Linked DNA regions of Homo sapiens: regions 2 and 3 are each linked to region 1. Evidence: chromatin loops called from intact Hi-C (ENCODE). Cell type or tissue: heart left ventricle. All regions are shown on one strand. Links, peaks and the distances in the headings refer to the core of each region. The heading gives the core; the rest is flanking DNA.

Region 1 (6,055 bases), core at 722-5,721:
CCCGCGAATCTAAAATAAAATGTAAATTAAAAAAACAACCTGCTAGATACTATTTGGTAAACTGCTACATCAGAAACTATAATTATTGGTCAGAATTTTAAATTGGGACATTAATTATGCAAGTACAGTTTGCAAATCTGTCCGTTATAAATGAATGTCGTGAAAATGAGTTAAGAATGTAAGTTTGCTCCTATTCCATTGTAGTCTGCCTACTAGTACTAGTTCTCAGCCCTGGATGCACATCACCTGAGGAGCTTTTAAAGAATGTTATTGTCTTGGCTCCATCCTAGAGATTCTCATTTAACTGTTCTGAGATTAGGCCTCTGCAGTGGTACTTTTAAATTCTAAAGTGCAGTCAGCATTACTTCTGGAAACTTTTGGTCATTCTTGGGTCCCAGGCATATATCAATATTGGAGATAGAATGTTAAACAAACTCTCATCCATTTCTTATGATGGGTTAAATTTTTAGCTCAGTCACATAGACTCTCCTGCTTCTTCTTCCAACACATTAATAGGCCCAACATTTCAGTAACTGGCACTTGTAGCTTTGATCAGCTCACAGATAGTGACTAGCAAAGGTATAACCAGCCATCTGAAAAAAATGTAAGAATAGTTTTTGATAAACTGCACATCCCAAGGTCAATTATAATGTAATGTCTCTGAGTTTCACTCTCACTGGCTTTCCATTAGCATCTACCTCGTCATCAAAAGAAATCTCACCTAAGTGTGTGAATGGTTTCCCTCTGTCCTTGTACCACAATACAACAGATGGAAGAAATTACAGCAGGAAAAATAGCTACAGACCGGAGGTCTCATGGTCAGACACATGAAACAGAAAGTCTGGCCTTCTCTTTTCAGCACAGATCATAACTATTATTTTAAGCAACAAAATGCAAATGTAGAGTTTGCTCAGAGGCCTCGTTGTGTAACTGATATGAAAGAGACCGCTACCATCCTTTTATGCAACACAAGCTATCCTTTATAAATTGTAGGTCTAGCAGATTGGCTGGAAGTCCCCCGTGGGGAGGAAGGAAGCACGCTGGAAGCTGGCCTGACTAGCGGAGGGAGGGTGGGGAGTCTGAATGGGTCATGGTCATTGGGCTCACATCCACTCCCACCCCAAGTAGAACTTCAACCCTCCCTCATCTCCTTCCCGGGTTAGGTGTTTCCCCTCTTAAATCATGCTTCCCCTCCAATCCCAGGAAATATCAAAAGAGAGTAATACATAGGGAATTTACATAGATGCAGAAAGGACGAGCTTTGCTATGTTTTAAAATGAAGACAATATCAGTAAGAGAAAGTTTTTGTTTGTCTTTTAGATATTTCACTCTGAGGATGGACCTCAAAGGATCACTGTCCTTTGTCTTTCCCTATGCAGGACTTAAGGGATGTGAATTACTCTCCCCACTTTTCTCTCCTCTAGCTTCACCAAGGGGTAAATTTGATGGAACCAAATGACCCTGAGGGATAAGAAAGGAGTAAAATAAGAAGGCATGAAAGGAGAGAAGAGAAGAAAGAGGAAGACACAGAAGGGAGACCAGAGACATCCTTATGTCCATGGGAACTGGATACCACGTGGATTAATAATTGTCTGAGTGCCAAAGTAAAGAACTGTTTTCACTGTCCTCTGGAGATTGTATATGTGCTTGATGCTGCAATGTTACGATTTTCTATCTGGGAGTGGACTGTACCTTCCCGACTTTTCAAATGCAGTATTAAGGACAGTAGTGAACACAGGGAGAGGTTCAACAGCAAGCCTGAAGGTTTATGGCAAATTGAAATCTAATCCACATGAGGTCAGTGGCCTAGAGAAGATTCTATAGAAGGAAGTGGGACAGGGTGCTTCAGACCTTGGCCAAAACTAGATTAATATGGTTAGGATTATGACACATGGCAAAGGTACCATAAGGAACATGCAAATGCTTTAACATGAAGAGTTCCATAAGGAGAAACACAGCTTGACTTCCTGGGGCCCCATTCCATAAGCATGCATATTTTTCCACAGTTGCAATATTACAGCAATTTTATTTTCCTCATTTAACTTACATATTCTTAGATTTTTACAGTTTTCAAGGTATCATACATTACTTAATTACTTGTCCATCTTTCTTCTCTTTTTTTTTGGTATTAGTAACGAAGCAATGAACAACTTTAGGCAAATATAATTTTGCTACTTAAAACCCTAGATTGCCTCTTGTAAATTGACTAAAGAAAAGAGCATCCATTACCAAGAGTAACACTGAACAACTTTTCCCTCTAGCAAGATGCCTTTTAATTTAATTACATTTATTCTTCCACCCAGTTTGAATGGAGAATCACAAAATCATATGTGCCTTAACCCCCATCTATCGCAAAACACATAGGCTATAGTTTCTTGATTTAATGCTGGTGATTTAATGGCACCAATTGAGCGTTAAAATGTAAATTACTCAAAGACAACAGCAATTCCTAAATTGCAGCCTTTCCAGAGTTCAAGTCTAAGAGTTATAATTTAACAATACCGTTATGACATAAACTATAAAAATTATCATTAAACACAACTGGAACTTGTTTATATTTCTCTTAAAAAAAACAGGGTTTTTAAATATACCTTTAAACCCTGAAATCCAAGAATATTTGAATAAAGATAATCCAATTCTGTAATTTTTCTAACTCCCAGCAGGTGGCGATGTTGCTCGCTGGTGTGGTCTCTGAGGGGCTAGAAGTCTCATTGAGAGCACAGGCGGATGGTCAACCTCGGACAAGATGAAACATGGGCAGTTCTTGCATAAGAGAGATGCAGTCTTTTGTTAACCACTAAAAACTTCTAAAACTATTTATTAAACTGAGTTAGCTTCACTTTGTAAAACTAACTTTTCCCCTACGTCGCCCCCTCCCTACAACTGCGCATAGATTCCCTTTGATTATTCAAAAAGTTTAATTCATTAATCTGAAAGTTAAGAGCTTTCACCCACTGATTCCAATTTATCTGTCTGTCAGTGGTGAAAGAGTTAAGAACATGACGTCACAATATGCTGCTCTGGAATACTGATTATTTGGAGTTGAAGGCACTTGGAAAACAGCAGGTGCAAGAAGGTCACGCTGACTTTCCTTCTGTTTCTTAACAGCAGGCGATGGAAGTCCCATGTGAAAGATGTCCTTCTTATTCCAGAGGGAAAGTTCCATTCTAATCAGCAGGGGGAAGCTGAAGCTTAGGGGAATCTGTGCAAACAAACCTTATTAAATTAACCCTTATCTTCCTAGTCACATATCCGCTTACTTAACTCCCCTAGCCCAAACCCCTTGGCCTTGTCACATTTTCACAATTTACTGCTCTTTGTCCAATTCACTATCTAAATCTTCAACTGTAACTGCATCTTGGGGTCTTCATTTTTTATGAGGGCTCTTGCGCCATGCAAAACTTGTATTAAAGAAATGTGTATACTTTTCTCCAAGTAGTCTGTCTTACACCAATTTCAGTCTCAGGCGCAGCCAAAAATCTCTAAGTGAGTAGGGGTAAATTTGGCCTCTCCTGCAGTGGCATAGAGGATGGATACAAATAGGGAACGACAGGAAGCAGGGAGAACAATTAGGAGATTCCCGCAGTGTTTTAGTTAGAGCTATTTAAATTACTGAAATTTAAAAAGGAGTTCATTATAAAGAATTGGAATGCAGCAGGCCCGAGGAATAATATCAACAGGAAAGGTGACCACTATCAGACCTCTGCCTCTAATTTCTGTCTTTGCTCTTATCTATGTATTTGTTTCCTTCTCTCTCTTGAAGACAGGCACTTTCTCTCTCTCTTTCTATTTTTTTAGACGGAGTTTCGCTCTTGTTGCCCAGGCTGGAGTGCAGTGGCACAATCTCGGCTCACTCCCACCCCACCTCCCGGGTTCAAACGATTCTCCTGCCTCAGCCTCTTGAGTAGCTGGAATTACAGGCATGTGCCACCACATCTGGCTAATTTTTCTGAATTTTTAGTAGAGACGGGGTTTCTCCATGTTGATCAGGCTGGTCTCGAACTCCCAACCTCAAGTGATCTGCCTGCCTCGGCCTCCCAAAGTGCTGGGATTACAGGCATGAGCCACTGCACTCGGCCTCTTTTTTTGGTACACACGGGGAGAATATGACCATCAACCCAGATTCTACATTTTCCATCATCACAGAAACGGATTATTTTGTTAGTCTTAGGGAAGGATTTTGATTAGCCTAATTCGGACTGATCATTTGTGACCAGTGGAATACGATCAAGTTGTTCAAAATGGTTGTGTCCTAACCATGCAGATGGGAGAAGCAGGTCAGTTCCTGGAAGATGAGGCTGGGATTGCAAAGACTTGACAATGTGCCCCGTACATATTGAGGCCTAGATGTGAAGTAATGCTGTACTGTGCCACGGTGATGTTGAAGGAACAATAAAAAGAGGACATACATAGGAGACATTTGGGGGAAAGAATTTGTACAACATGGAGAATGATTAGATAAAAGGTGAAAGAAAGCATCAAAGAACTCCAAATACTATAAATCAAAACAAGAAAAGGGAAAAGGTGGAACCATGAGGGGATGACATGAATGCAATCGAGTGATTTGAAGATGCAGATGGTTTTGAACTGGCTTAGAACGTCCACCAGGATTTTTGTGGCAGATCGTAATATAGGTCAAGAAGGATTTAAATTTAGTTCTTATATTCTCAAATTAATAACTCAATGAATTGCTTTAAGTTTTGAAAATTTACTTTCATAAGAGTCAGATCTGAACTGGCTTCTCTATTTCGGCAGAAGCACCATCATGAATCTCAGAACCTTTAAAAAGACACCCAAGAGTAGCAATTTTCTTTCTGAGAGTACGGATTCTATTTCTGACATGTAATTTTCCTTATACCCAACACCAAAAATGGGGACTTGAATCATAAACATATTTAACACTCAGAGGAGACATTAGTAGGATCCTTTTAAATATTGAAAACATAATGAAATCAGGATCCCAGTCCAAATAATGTGCCTTTTCTTAAAAGGCAAAAACAGTGTGGGAGACTAAATCCAGGAGTTCTTGATTCAAGTCTAATTTGGGCTCCATTTAACTAGGACCTCTGTATTATTTTTATTTGATTAAAGAAATGTTATCCATATTACTCAGACTAGACAACCAATAAGAAATAGAAAAGGATTATAACTAGACGGAATGTATAGGTACACTACATGCTCTTTTTACTCTTCTAAAATCCAGAGGATTGATGATATTGTCACTGTTGCATTAAAACATCTGTGATTTGGGAGAACAAAGGCAAATTTTGACTAGCCTAATTTGGGTGGATCATCTGCGACCAGTGGAATGTGATCAAGTTGTTCAAAATGGATGTGTCCTAACCATGCAGATGGGAGAAGCAGGTTGGTTTCTGGGAGATAAAGCTGGGGCTGCACAGACCTGATATTGTGCCTGGTAATTATTGAGGCCTAGACATGAGGTAATGCTGTCCTGTGCCATGGAACCTAAAGAACTTAATCCAATGCCCTATCCCACTAGATAGGCACTGAGCTATCTTGGGCAGCTGACTTGCTTCTATATCACAATTTGCTATTTCACAGTCTAAAATCAGTATCTACACTGAGGAATCTTGGCTGATCTGTGGCAAAGGCTACTCATTTACCTATTCCTTAAACACTGAGTTTATTTAGTGCTCATTTAAAGCAAGTTTGGGGAGGGCTTGTCTCCTTCATGCCTCCACTCCTTTTGTTCAAAATCCTTTTCTTTTTCTCCTTCACTTTTTCATTCCTCTGGGTTGTCTTGTATCCTAGTCTGCTCCCATACAGGTGAAATTACTGACTTATATCCTGATCAATTTCCCCACTTTTCCTTTAAACTTCTCTTCCACCTCCTACTCAATTCTTGCCCATTCTATACAATGTATTTATTTTGTTATTGTCATGGTAAATACTCAGGGACAGGGAAAGTTTTAGTTATTTGAAGGGGACTGTGTACTTGAGAAACAGAAGTGTAAAATCTGTGAGTGTATTAGTCATCTGTTGCTGTGTAACAAATTATCCCAAAACTTAGTGGTTTACAAAAAAAAAATTTTAT
Region 2 (6,055 bases), core at 735-5,734, 330 kb before region 1:
TGCTGAGGAGAGCTTTACTTCCAACTATGTGGTCAATTTTGGAATAGGTGTGGTGTGGTGCTGAAAAAAATGTATATTCTGTTGATTTGGGGTGGAGAGTTCTGTAGATGTCTATTAGGTCTGCTTGGTGCAGAGCTGAGTTCAATTCCTGGGTATCCTTGTTGACTTTCTGTCTCGTTGATCTGTCTAATGTTGACAGTGGGGTGTTAAAGTCTCCCATTATTAATGTGTGGGAGTCTAAGTCTCTTTGTAGGTCACTGAGGACTTGCTTTATGAATCTGGGTGCTCCTGTATTGGGTGCATAAATATTTAGGATAGTTAGCTCCTCTTGTTGAATTGATCCCTTTACCATTATGTAATGGCCTTCTTTGTCTCTTTTGATCTTTGTTGGTTTAAAGTCTGTTTTATCAGAGACTAGGATTGCAACCCCTGCCTTTTTTTGTTTTCCATTGGCTTGGTAGATCTTCCTCCATCCTTTTATTTTGAGCCTATGTGTGTCTCTGCACGTGAGATGGGTTTCCTGAATACAGCACACTGATGGGTCTTGACTCTTTATCCAAATTGCCAGTCTGTGTCTTTTAATTGCAGAATTTAGTCCATTTATATTTAAAGTTAATATTGTTATGTGTGAATTTGATCCTGTCATTATGATGTTAGCTGGTGATTTTGCTCATTAGTTGATGCAGTTTCTTCCTAGTCTCGATGGTCTTTACATTTTGGCATGATTTTGCAGCGGCTGGTACCGGTTGTTCCTTTCCATGTTTAGCGCTTCCTTCAGGAGCTCTTTTAGGGCAGGCCTGGTGGTGACAAAATCTCTCAACATTTGCTTGTCTATAAAGTATTTTATTTCTCCTTCACTTATGAAGCTTAGTTTGGCTGGATATGAAATTCTGGGTTGAAAATTCTTTTCTTTAAGAATGTTGAATATTGGCCCCCACTCTCTTCTGGCTTGTAGGGTTTCTGCCGAGAGATCCGCTGTTAGTCTGATGGGCTTTCCTTTGAGGGTAACCCGACCTTTCTCTCTGGCTGCCCTTAACATTTTTTCCTTCATTTCAACTTTGGTGAATCTGACAATTATGTGTCTTGGAGTTGCTCTTCTCGAGGAGTATCTTTGTGGCGTTCTCTGTATTTCCTGAATCTGAACGTTGGCCTGCCTTGCTAGATTGGGGAAGTTCTCCTGGATAATATCCTGCAGAGTGTTTTCCAACTTGGTTCCATTCTCCACATCACTTTCAGGTACACCAATCAGACGTAGATTTGGTCTTTTCACATAGTCCCATATTTCTTGGAGGCTTTGCTCATTTCTTTTTATTCTTTTTTCTCTAAACTTCCCTTCTCGCTTCATTTCATTCATTTCATCTTCCATTGCTGATACCCTTTCTTCCAGTTGATCGCATCGGCTCCTGAGGCTTCTGCATTCTTCACGTAGTTCTCGAGCCTTGGTTTTCAGCTCCATCAGCTCCTTTAAGCACTTCTCTGTATTGGTTATTCTAGTTATACATTCTTCTAAATTTTTTTCAAAGTTTTCAACTTCTTTGCCTTTGGTTTGAATGTCCTCCCGTAGCTCAGAGTAATTTGATCGTCTGAAGCCTTCTTCTCTCAGCTCGTCAAAATCATTCTCCATCCAGCTTTGTTCTGTTGCTGGTGAGGAACTGCGTTCCTTTGGAGGAGGAGAGGCGCTCTGCGTTTTAGAGTTTCCAGTTTTTCTGTTCTGTTTTTCCCCCATCTTTGTGGTTTTATCTACTTTTGGTCTTTGATGATGGTGATGTACAGATGGGTTTTCGGTGTAGATGTCCTTTCTGGTTGTTAGTTTTCCTTCTAACAGACAGGACCCTCAGCTGCAGGTCTGTTGGAATACCCTGCCGTGTGAGGTGTCAGTGTGCCCCTGCTGGGGGGTGCCTCCCAGTTAGGCTGCTCGGGGGTCAGGAGTCAGGGACCCACTTGAGGAGGCAGTCTGCCCGTTCTCAGATCTCCAGCTGCGTGCTGGGAGAACCACTGCTCTCTTCAAAGCTGTCAGACAGGGACACTTAAGTCTGCAGAGGTTACTGCTGTCTTTTTGTTTGTCTGTGCCCTGCCCCCAGAGGTGGAGCCTACAGAGGCAGGCAGGCCTCCTTGAGCTGTGGTGGGCTCCACCCAGTTCGAGCTTCCCGGCTGCTTTGTTTACCTAAGCAAGCCTGGGCAATGGCGGGCGCCCCTCCCCCAGCCTCGTTGCCGCCTTGCAGTTTGATCTCAGACTGCTGTGCTAGCAATCAGCGAGATTCCGTGGGCGTAGGACCCTCCGAGCCAGGTGTGGGATATAGTCTCGTGGTGCGCCGTTTCTTAAGCCGGTCTGAAAAGCGCAATATTCGGGTGGGAGTGACCCGATTTTCCAGGTGCGTCCGTCACCCCTTTCTTTGACTCGGAAAGGGAACTCCCTGACCCCTTGCGCTTCCCAGGTGAGGCAATGCCTCGCCCTGCTTCGGCTCGCGCACGGTGCGCACACACACTGGCCTGCGCCCACTGTCTGGCACTCCCTAGTGAGATGAACCCGGTACCTCAGATGGAAATGCAGAAATCACCGTCTTCTGCGTCGCTCACGCTGGGAGCTGTAGACCGGAGCTGTTCCTATTCGGCCATCTTGGCTCCTCCCTCTAGTATTCTGGATTTTTAACAGCAAATCAGCAATAAGCATCCTCGGGCACACATATTTTCACTTTTGGATAATTATCTCCCTCAGGTAGATTCATAAAGGGGGATTACTGGGCCAAAGGGTATATAACTTGTAATTTAATTTCTCTAAACCTCAGATCTCTCTCATCTACTGAAGAGGGACTAATAACATCTCCCCAAAAGTATTGTTGTGAGGTTTAAGAAAATGACATTTTATTTGGTGTCTGAAATGTAAACAGGTATTTAACGAGGAACATGTTCTCTCTTCTAATTAGAAGTAATAAGTTTCTATATTAAAACCAACTTCATCTTTGGGGTCTACTTTAGTACCAGCTTAGCCTCAAAGAGGTTCATATGTCAGGACCAATCTTTAGGCCCTTCCTTAGCCAGGTTTATATTCAGCCTAGAATCATCTTAGCCTCTTTTCACACTTTTCCTCCAGAGTGCAAATCAGTGCAGCATTTCTGGAGAGGAGTTTGGCAATATGTAGGAATTAATGGCACTAGTAAGTTTTGTCAGGAGAGGGCGCTGGAGCCCACGTTAAGGTCAGCTCTGTGCGGCCTTGTAGGGGGGGCAAGGTTAAAAAATTCAATTATAACTTTTGAAAATAGGATGTCTGTTTTTAACTACTGAAAGACAGTATGACTTTAAAACTTGACTCAAATATGTTATTTTAGTATCCACATACTGAAAAAGAAATTGAGGAAACTGGCAAGTTTTATCTTCAACATCTGCTTTCAGTTTTAGTGAAGCTTATCCTCACTACTTTCATTCCTCAGATCCATTTCCCAACCTGAAAAACATATCTGTCCCTTCTCTTCTCTCTTCAGACTCCAATTAGGGTTCTCTTGTTTAATACTGATAAATTTAAACATTGACCTCTAAAATATACACTCTTACTTTTGTTTTCTAACAAAAATTGTGTATTAAAAATAGATTTTAAAGACTGTTTGATAGATTCTTGGGGGCTTGAGATCTTTGGACAGCTCCCAAATTTCTGTCTAACGTTGGCTTTCTGTTCTGCTTCCCTGTGGGATGACTTAAATTAAGTGTGTTTAAAATAGAACCTGGCGGCCGTGGATCAGCTGTCAAGAGTTCGAGACCAGCCTGACCAATATGATGAAACTCCGTCTCCACTAAAAAAATAATAATAATAATAAAATAGAACTGTTAGGCCAGGCATGGTGACTCATGCCTGTAATCCCAGCACTTTGAGAGGCTGAAGTTGGGAGAATGACTTGAGCCCAGGAGTTCAATTGAGTTCAAGGAGCCCTTGAGCCCAGCCTGTGCAACATAGGGAGACCCTGTCTCTACAAAAAATTTAGAAATTAGCCAGGTGTGGGGACACATGCCTGTATGGTCCCAGGGACTGGGGAGGCTGATGTGGGAGAATAGGTTGAGCCCAGGAGGTCAAGGCTGCAGCGAGCTGTGATTGTGCCACTGCATCCAGCCTGGGTGACAGAGCGAATCCTTGTCTCAAAAAAAATAAAAAAAATAAAAAAAGGAAAAAAATTAGAATCTTCAATTTTACCTTCAAATTAACCCTTCAAGTGGCCACACTGAATATTTTTCATTAATTTTAAATACATTTTCAACAAAGGCAGCTGAATTGGGGGAAATATGGGGAAGTTTGAGGGGGCAGAATAAAACTTAAAAATTGAATCTTGGCTGGATGCAATGACTCATGCTTATAATCTTGGCACTTTGGGAGGTGAGGTGGAGGTGGGAGAATTGCTCAAGGCCAATTTGAGACCAGCCTGGGCAAACAGCAAAATCCTGGCTCTCAAAAAAAAAAAAAAAAAAAAAAATTAGCTGGGCATGATGGCACACACACTGTAGTCCTACTCAGGAGGCTGAGGTGGAGGGTTGCTTGAGCCCAGTTCAAGGTTACAGTGAGCCATGATCACACCACTGCACTTCAGCCTAAATGAGACCCTGTCTGAAAAACAAAACAAAACCAAGCAAAATTGAATCTCATCATTACAATAAAATTGAGAATCCAAAAGTCTATCCAAGTAAGCATGTGAACTTATAATATGAATTTAATATCAGTGAGGAAAATGATGTATTATTTAATAAATAGTGCAGAAAACTCATTAACTATTTGGAAAAAACTATACTGTGACCTTACTTCTTAAATCAAAATAAATTTGGGTGGGGCAATGATTTAAATATGAAAAATGCAACCATAAAATATATGCTAGAAAAAATATGGGTAAATATTTTCAAAAACTTGGAATGAGAAAGACCTTTCTAAACACCTCACAGAACCTAAAGTCCATGAGAAAAAAATCCCTAAGAAAATTTTAATGTAAAACTAAATGAAAATAGGCTTAAAAGCAAACAAAAAACAACTGGGGAAAAAAAAAACATATGCAACAGATGTGATATATAAAGGGGTTTCTCAAATGTATGAAGAATTGTTTCTTATGTATTAATTAAAAATCTCTAGAGCTCAGCTGGGCATGGTGGCTCATGCCTGTAATCCCAGCACTTTGGGAGGCCAAGGTGGGCGGATCACTTGAGGCCTGGAGTTTGAGAACAGCCTGGCCAACGTGGCGAAACCCCATCTCTATTAAAAATACGGAAATTAGTTGGGCGTGGTCGTGCGTGCCTGTAATCTCAGATACTCGGGAGGCTGAGGCACAAGAGTCGCTTGAACCTGGGAGGTGGAGGTTGCAGTGAGCCGAGATTGCGCCACTGCACTCCAGCCTGGGCAACAGAGTGAAACCCTGTCTCAAAAAAAACAAAAAACAAACAAAGAAACAAACAAAAACAACTCTAGAGCTCAATAGCAAAAAGTGAGCTGATGCCATGAAAATAGGCAATTCATAAAAGGAAGTGCAATGTCCAAAAATCATATGCGAACATGAATGTAGCTAGTCATCAGGGTAAAAACAAAGATGATTCTTCGCGTACTGGATTGGCGGTGATTAAAAGAGTCACAGAAGGCAGACTGATGAAGAAGTAGAGAGTAAGTTGCTCTCCCTGCACTGTGGGTAGGAGTGCAAATCAGTGGAGCATTTCTGGAGAGGAGTTTGGCAATATGTAGGAATTTTTACAAGTTATATACCCTTTGGCCCAGTAATCCCCCTTTATGAATCTACCTGAGGGAGATAATTATCCAAAAGTGAAAATATGTGTGCCCGAGGATGCTTATTGCTGATTTGCTGTTAAAAATCCAGAACACTAAAAACAACCCTAAAATCATCACTAGGAGATGCTATTGCTCCCAATAATCAATACAATTTATTATAATGCTCTGTACTTTATTAGATGTCTGTAACATAATGCTGAGGGAAGTATGCAGTATACTTGCTGCTTCCAGGACCCCATGTGTAACATACGCCAGTTATAGAAAATTCAGAGAAGTCTAGAAGGATGTTTATCAAAATTTTGAGAGTGG
Region 3 (6,055 bases), core at 613-5,612, 290 kb after region 1:
GAATTCTTAGCTTTCTTTTAGTAAATTCCTCAACTGTTTACTCTATACTTTTATGTTTCATAAATTTTTGTTAAAAAAAAAAAACACTCAAATCCTGTGTGTGAAAGAAAGATCTACACACAACCATGTACCCGCTCAAACCTGGTACTATAGGATAAAAGTTTAATTGATCTTATTTCCTAATCCTAATCTGCCTGTCCACCTGGTTAACACTCAGGCTAGAAGATAGGACCACAAAAAATAAGTCAGCTGCCAATTTTATAAAACTGCTGTGGAAGTAAAACATGTTTTAGAAAAATAGATTTACTGTATGTAGGATTTCTATCCTTCTTAAAAAGTAAAATTTTTATACTCATTTATATTCTAGTCAGCGATTACAAAATGTTTGTAATCTTTGTAATCATCATCTTTATAATCTTTGTAATGAAACTCTGTCACCCTTTTCCTTCTAAATTCAGAATAACATCATCTCTACGATAAACCGGGTTCCTAAGAGACCAAGCTTGATGAAACAACATGTATGTTTTCAATCTTACTAGAGGTTAAGACACCACAATTTCACTTGTGTCTGAACCAACTCCTCGTAAACAAAAATAAAGCTGAAACCCCAGTCTGAGATGCTTTGGCACTGTCTAAAAACAGAAAAAGGCCACTTTACTGATCCCAGCCTCCACTTCCTCCCCAACCCAGACAAATGGGTGTACCCACTCTGCTGATATGTCACACATAACCTCTTTTGCTACTTCACTAAGAACTCTGGCTAACCCCTTAGCCCAGCTATGACCCACAGACCAAAAGACCACCAAAGGTTTAGGAATATCAGTGAAATAAATATACAGGAAAGGGTCAAAGCTTCAGCTCCCAACAATAAACAGTTTCTGACATAAGCTACTGTTTCCTTTAATTATGGTCATCTCCATATGAGGATGGTAGAGTGCTTTAAAATTCTTCAGGTTTCCTAGAATTTACCTCCCACACAATATTTGATCTGGTGAGAGGCAACTAAGACTAAAATTAATCTGTGAACACATCCTTACTAGTAAACGGAAGTCATTCAAAACCTTCAGAGAACATGACTTTAAGTTCTCAAATATAACTAGATGGGTTGATTTTAACTTGATCTCTTATTTATTTATTTATTTATTTATTTTCATAGAGACAGGGTTTTTGCCATGTTGACCAGGCTGGTCTTGAACTCCTAAGCACAAGCAATCAAAGTGCTGGGATTACAGACTTGAGGACCAAGCCTGGACAATTTAACTTGATCTCTAACTGCCACTGGCTACTTGTTAGAAGGTCAAAAAGCAAAAGGTATCCAAAAAACAGGTGGCCTAACTAAGAAGTAAAAGCAAATGATGCTGTGTGAACGATTCAGAAGTTGCGAGATGAATTTATCATTTAGTGGAAGGCAGCTGTAGCCTCTTTCTTCTCAGAAATAAGCCAACTTAACAATATTTAATTATGTGGTATAGGCAAGATAAAATTCAGGTTCCCAGATTCCCAACATGGGACACTATCCACTAAAACCTATACCACAGCTGATTCTCTTCTTGCAAAAGTGGGAAAAACAAAAACAGAGGATCAAGAGAAGCCCGCTATCCTAATCACTTATCTACTGATATTGCATACCATCTCCTTGTGGAAAAAATTAGTCACATACTTATTGTATAAAATAATCAACTTCAATTTTAACATATTAGTAACCTCGCATGAACTTATTCTGGCTTTTAGAAATGGGGGAGCAAAAATTAATAGAAAATAGATACATATAAAGTTATAGCACCATAACTTAAATTCCGTTTCATGAGTCTAGTGACCTGGAACACAGACGATAAAATCCAAAAGCTATGAACTGAGCAATATTATGCATATGGCATTGTGTTAATTAAGGTAACATCTGCTATCGTAACAGATGTCAGGCACTAAAGGCAATAGAAACTTATTTCTCATTCATACTGATGGCAACGGTGGGCCATCCGGAGCGGTTGCTGTCATCTTGCCAGCTGCAGCTGGGAGGCGCCAGCGGTGGTGGCAGGAGCGGCTGTGGGAGCAGTAGTGGCGGGTTGCGGGGGAGGGGGTACCCCTGTGCCCTATGTCCAATGTCTGGGAGGCAGCCGACTACGCCACCGGGACCCTAGCACTGCAGGGCAGGACCTATCCCCAGGCCCAGAGCCTCCGTAGCTCAGCCCCTGGCCCCGCGTTGCTGCTGTCACCCTCTGCTGCTGCAGGGAGGATGTGTGGAAGAGGCAGACAGTCCCCGAAGCCCACAGCCCTGGGGGCCACCACGATGGGGCCAGGCCAAGTCGCCCATGGGCAGGGGAGCAGCTGTCAGGCAGAGAGGGTCCCCAAGGCAGAACTGGGTCCAGGGCAGTGTGACGCTTGCACACAGAGCGTGGTGGCCGAGCCAAGGCGCTGACCTGGGGTGTGCTTCAGGGCCCCATGGCTGGAAGTGGGAGCAGTGCCCGCTTCAGGACCCAGCCAATTTTTGCAGTGACAGCACCCACCCCACCAAGCCAAGTTCCTGCACGTCAGGAGAAGGCTCTGCACAGGGCTGACTGGGGCTGTGTCCAGGGGTTCCGTCCCGCATTGAGGTGATCACCGGGCCTGACACTCTCAACTGCCAGGCCAGGCCCTGATCCACTCCCAAAGGGTCCCCCTCAGACAAGGCTGTGAGCTGGGTGGGCAAAAGCCCCGCCCTCCCAGGAGCAGGACCTGGGAGTCTGTGCAGTCTGCACCCTAGGGGGCCTGTCTGCTCCTGCTGCCTGGTCTCTCCCCACTCCTGGCACCCACTCCAATCTTGGAGTGGGGTTGGGGCCAAGCCGGAGAGCTGTCACAGCCCAGCTGGCTGTGCGCATGCTCCGGACAGCACTGACACACCAGCCCCCTGCCACCTCGGCCTCCTCCAGACTTTGGGCACTGATGAGTGTTGCGGGGAGGGAAGTGGAGGTGAGGATGAGGGCAGCTCAGTGCTGGCTTGCAAGTGCCCCTTTGTGCAAGCAGCCTGGGTGCCATGGACAGCCACAGGAGGCAGACCGGCTCCTGGGCAGAAGGGGGCAGGTCCAGGTGAGGCCCCATTTTCAGGCCAGGGAGAGCCTGAAGGCTGGGGGCCAGGCTGCCAGTCCCACAGACTGGAGCGGAGACTCGTGGTGTCTTTTCCAGGCCTGCCCATGGTTGCCCATGGACCAATTGGTGTGCACTTCTTCACCTCTGAGGTCCATAAATGCCCTGGGCTCAGCAACACCAGGGCAGAGGATGGAGAGATGAAGGGACAGCCAGCAGCAGAGAGGAGATACCCACTCTGCTGAGAACTGAACACTTTTCGGGATGACCTGCCTATATCTCTGATAGGAGCTGAACACTCGTCAGGACACCCTAGCTATGGAGAGGAGCTGCCCACTGTGAGTCTTCCCTGAGGTGTTCTGTTGCTCAATAAAACTCCTCTTCGTCTTCCTCACCCTCCACTTGTCTATGTACCTCATTCTTCCTGGTCACAGGACAAGAACTCAGGACTTGTGGAATGGTGATGCTAAAAGAGCTGTAACACAAACAGAGCTGAAATATGCCCCTTGCTCGTTTTGTTGGTGGGCAAAGAGGAGAGAAGAGCTGCAGCCCTTCAGGGAGCCTAGACCTGGGATCTCCCTGAGCTAGGGCTGTGACTCCCTTTTTGAGACCCTGTGGTCCCTGGTGTCTCTGAGCCTCTGGGCACCACCACATTCCCTAGTATGAGCCAGGACAGCTGCCTGTGGGGCGCTGGTCCAGCCACAGCCTTGAAGAGAGCTGGCGCCCATGTCGGCACCTGGAGCTTCCTGCCCCGCAGCAGCAGCTGGCGTGTCTGACTGCACAGTGGCCAGACTCTATGCTCATTCACACCCCATTGCCACTCCATGCCTGACTCGCGGCATCCCTTGGAGGCATGGGATCCAGGCCAGTAGCATGAGCTGAACACAGCCTGCCAGGCTGAGTGGGCAGAATGAGTCCAGTGGGCCAGAGGCAAAGGCACCACCGGCTGTATGTTTCTGGCCAAAAAAGCAACACTCCAAAGATCCTGTAACAATACGATATCTAATGCTAGGGTTCCAGATCAGCAGACAGCTCAAGTCATGTTCTCCCTGGGCTCTGCTATCCAAAATGCTTCAGTCCTCTTCATCTGGTGAAAGGGTAAGGAAGAAGACTATGGGGGAGGCACGCTTTTTGAAGTTTTTAGGCACTTCCGCCTGGAAGGGAAACACATCACTTTGTTTTACATTCCCTTAGCAAGAACTAGACATATGGCCACATCTAAATGCAAGGGAGGCTGAGAAATGTAGTTTCAGCTGGGCAGCTGCTTCCCAGCAACTACTCTGAAGACAACACATCTTTGGTGTACAGCCAACAGTACCTGCACAATTATTATGGTAGGTGCTACATAGAATTCAAATGTGGTAAGGCATAAGACCAACTATGAAACATGTCTTTCTGTAGAAATATGATACTTGTTAAAATACAATAAGCAATTTGTTCAAAGTTTAGAGAGTCAAGAAAACTAATATTTAAGATCATTGTATCTATTAAGAATGAAGCTAATGATATTAACCCATAATCAGTAGGTGTGTGTTTTGAACTGGTGATTCACAGCTGTTTGAGATTAGCAGAGACATACTGACACTCTCCCACACTGTATGGCTCATGACCATAGCATGGCGTTAGCTGGGTGGCATATGTGAAAAAATTAAGCTTTTGTTCTTCTTAGATTTGAACTTGTTAGAGGCAAGATTTTTGAAAATCCTTACAAAATTTCTCTCTTCGGTATCATTGGAACTTACAGCTTTTGTTGTATGGTTATTTGGGTTTTTGTTTTTGTTTTTTGTTTTTTTCTTTTCATTTTAACCAAGTTTGGTCAAATTTGGATGCTTATAATTTTGATTCACATCTTAGAAGTTAGTCTCTGGGGCCAGGCATGCGGGCTCGCGCTTTCAACCCCAAGACCACTTTGGGAGGCATTTTGGGAGCTGAGGCAGGAGGATCTTTGAGTCCAGGAGTTTGAGACCAGCCTGGGCAACATAGGGAGACCTCGTCTCTACAAAAATTTAAAAATCAGCCAGGTCTGGTGGTGCACACCTATAGTCTAAGCTACTGGGAAGGCTAAGGCAGGAAGAGCGCCTGAGCCTGGGAGGTCGAGGCTACAGTGAGCCGCGATCACACCACTGCACTCCAGCATGGGTGACTGAGCAAGATCTTGTCTCAAATAAATAAATAAATAAGTTTGTCTCTAAATATTAGCTCCTCAACTGAGCTGCATCTTAGCATCCTCTTGAAAGCTTTTCTTAACACTGATGTGTAGAACTAAACACTTCCTTCCCTGGAACCCTACTGGCCCTGTAAATATACACCTAATATTTATGCAAAGAGTAAATGCAATCAGGTAAACAGAAGTGACCGGCACATTAAATGGCTTCTATTATAGTTATGTGAAAAAATTGAGGTCATAATACCAAACTTATGTCATCGTTATGAATATTAGACAAAATGCATATTTTTAAATCTAGTACTTTACAGGTGTCCCATAAATATATATACAATTACCATTATTGTTGTTATTATTGTTGTTATTATTTTGAATATCTCTCCTTTTAAAAGGCAAAGACAGAAGTTTTGGGCTCACTCTTTGTTACTGTAGAAAAAGTAAATGTTAAGGGCATAATAATTACCAGAAAATTCCCTTGTTTCTTAGGGAAAAAACAAGCAGCAGAAATTGCGTTAAGCATGAAATGGCTGAAAAGAGGGCAAACTGATTCTGGATGACTCGTGAACAATATCATTAGATACAAAGTGAAATTAATAGGTTATCTAGACTAATAAAATCCACAGATGCTTGGAAATGAAGGAGATGTGAATGCGGGAAAGAAAAATCTAAAAACATCTCCAGATTATGGCGAAGCCCTATATGCCTGACCTGTTTGGCAATAAAACTACCCCCAAAAACCACAAGAGGCATTTTCCAGGAAAGAGGCAAGCCAATCTCTTCAGTCAGTTTCTCCTCAATCCCCTACTCTGGGTAATGAAATCTGAAAGAAAT

The links. Peaks named below come from ENCODE experiments on the same cell type or tissue, not always from the same donor. Only the 100,000 strongest peaks of a DNase experiment are listed, where the experiment ranks them.
Region 2: a loop joins it to region 1, with 4 times the contacts of the local background. A loop is called at or near these places in 6 of 110 quality-filtered maps.
Region 3: a loop joins it to region 1, with 2.6 times the contacts of the local background. A loop is called at or near these places in 40 of 110 quality-filtered maps.

Annotation. Positions count from the first base shown.
Region 1 is chr4:87,676,964-87,683,018 of GRCh38, forward strand. The region is part of intron 2 of DMP1-AS1 (DMP1 and DSPP antisense RNA 1); the gene reads right to left. Among named protein-coding and RNA genes, the nearest start is that of DMP1, 30 kb to the left of the region's middle. RefSeq lists enhancers at 2,554-2,848, 3,718-4,661. In heart left ventricle, for the core only: CTCF peaks have their summits at 2,657 (motif pointing right) and 2,858; DNase peaks (open chromatin) are centred at 1,059 and 2,698; H3K27ac peaks cover 2,191 bases.
Region 2 is chr4:87,350,516-87,356,570 of GRCh38, forward strand. All of the region lies in intron 5 of HSD17B11 (hydroxysteroid 17-beta dehydrogenase 11), which reads right to left. Among named protein-coding and RNA genes, the nearest start is that of HSD17B13, 31 kb to the left of the region's middle. In heart left ventricle, for the core only: a CTCF peak has its summit at 3,175 (motif pointing right); no DNase peak of the experiment used is centred there; H3K27ac peaks cover 715 bases.
Region 3 is chr4:87,963,560-87,969,614 of GRCh38, forward strand. The region is part of intron 1 of LOC124900730 (a long non-coding RNA gene); the gene reads right to left. Among named protein-coding and RNA genes, the nearest start is that of SPP1, 9.1 kb to the right of the region's middle. In heart left ventricle, for the core only: no CTCF peak of the experiment used is centred there; a DNase peak (open chromatin) is centred at 2,622.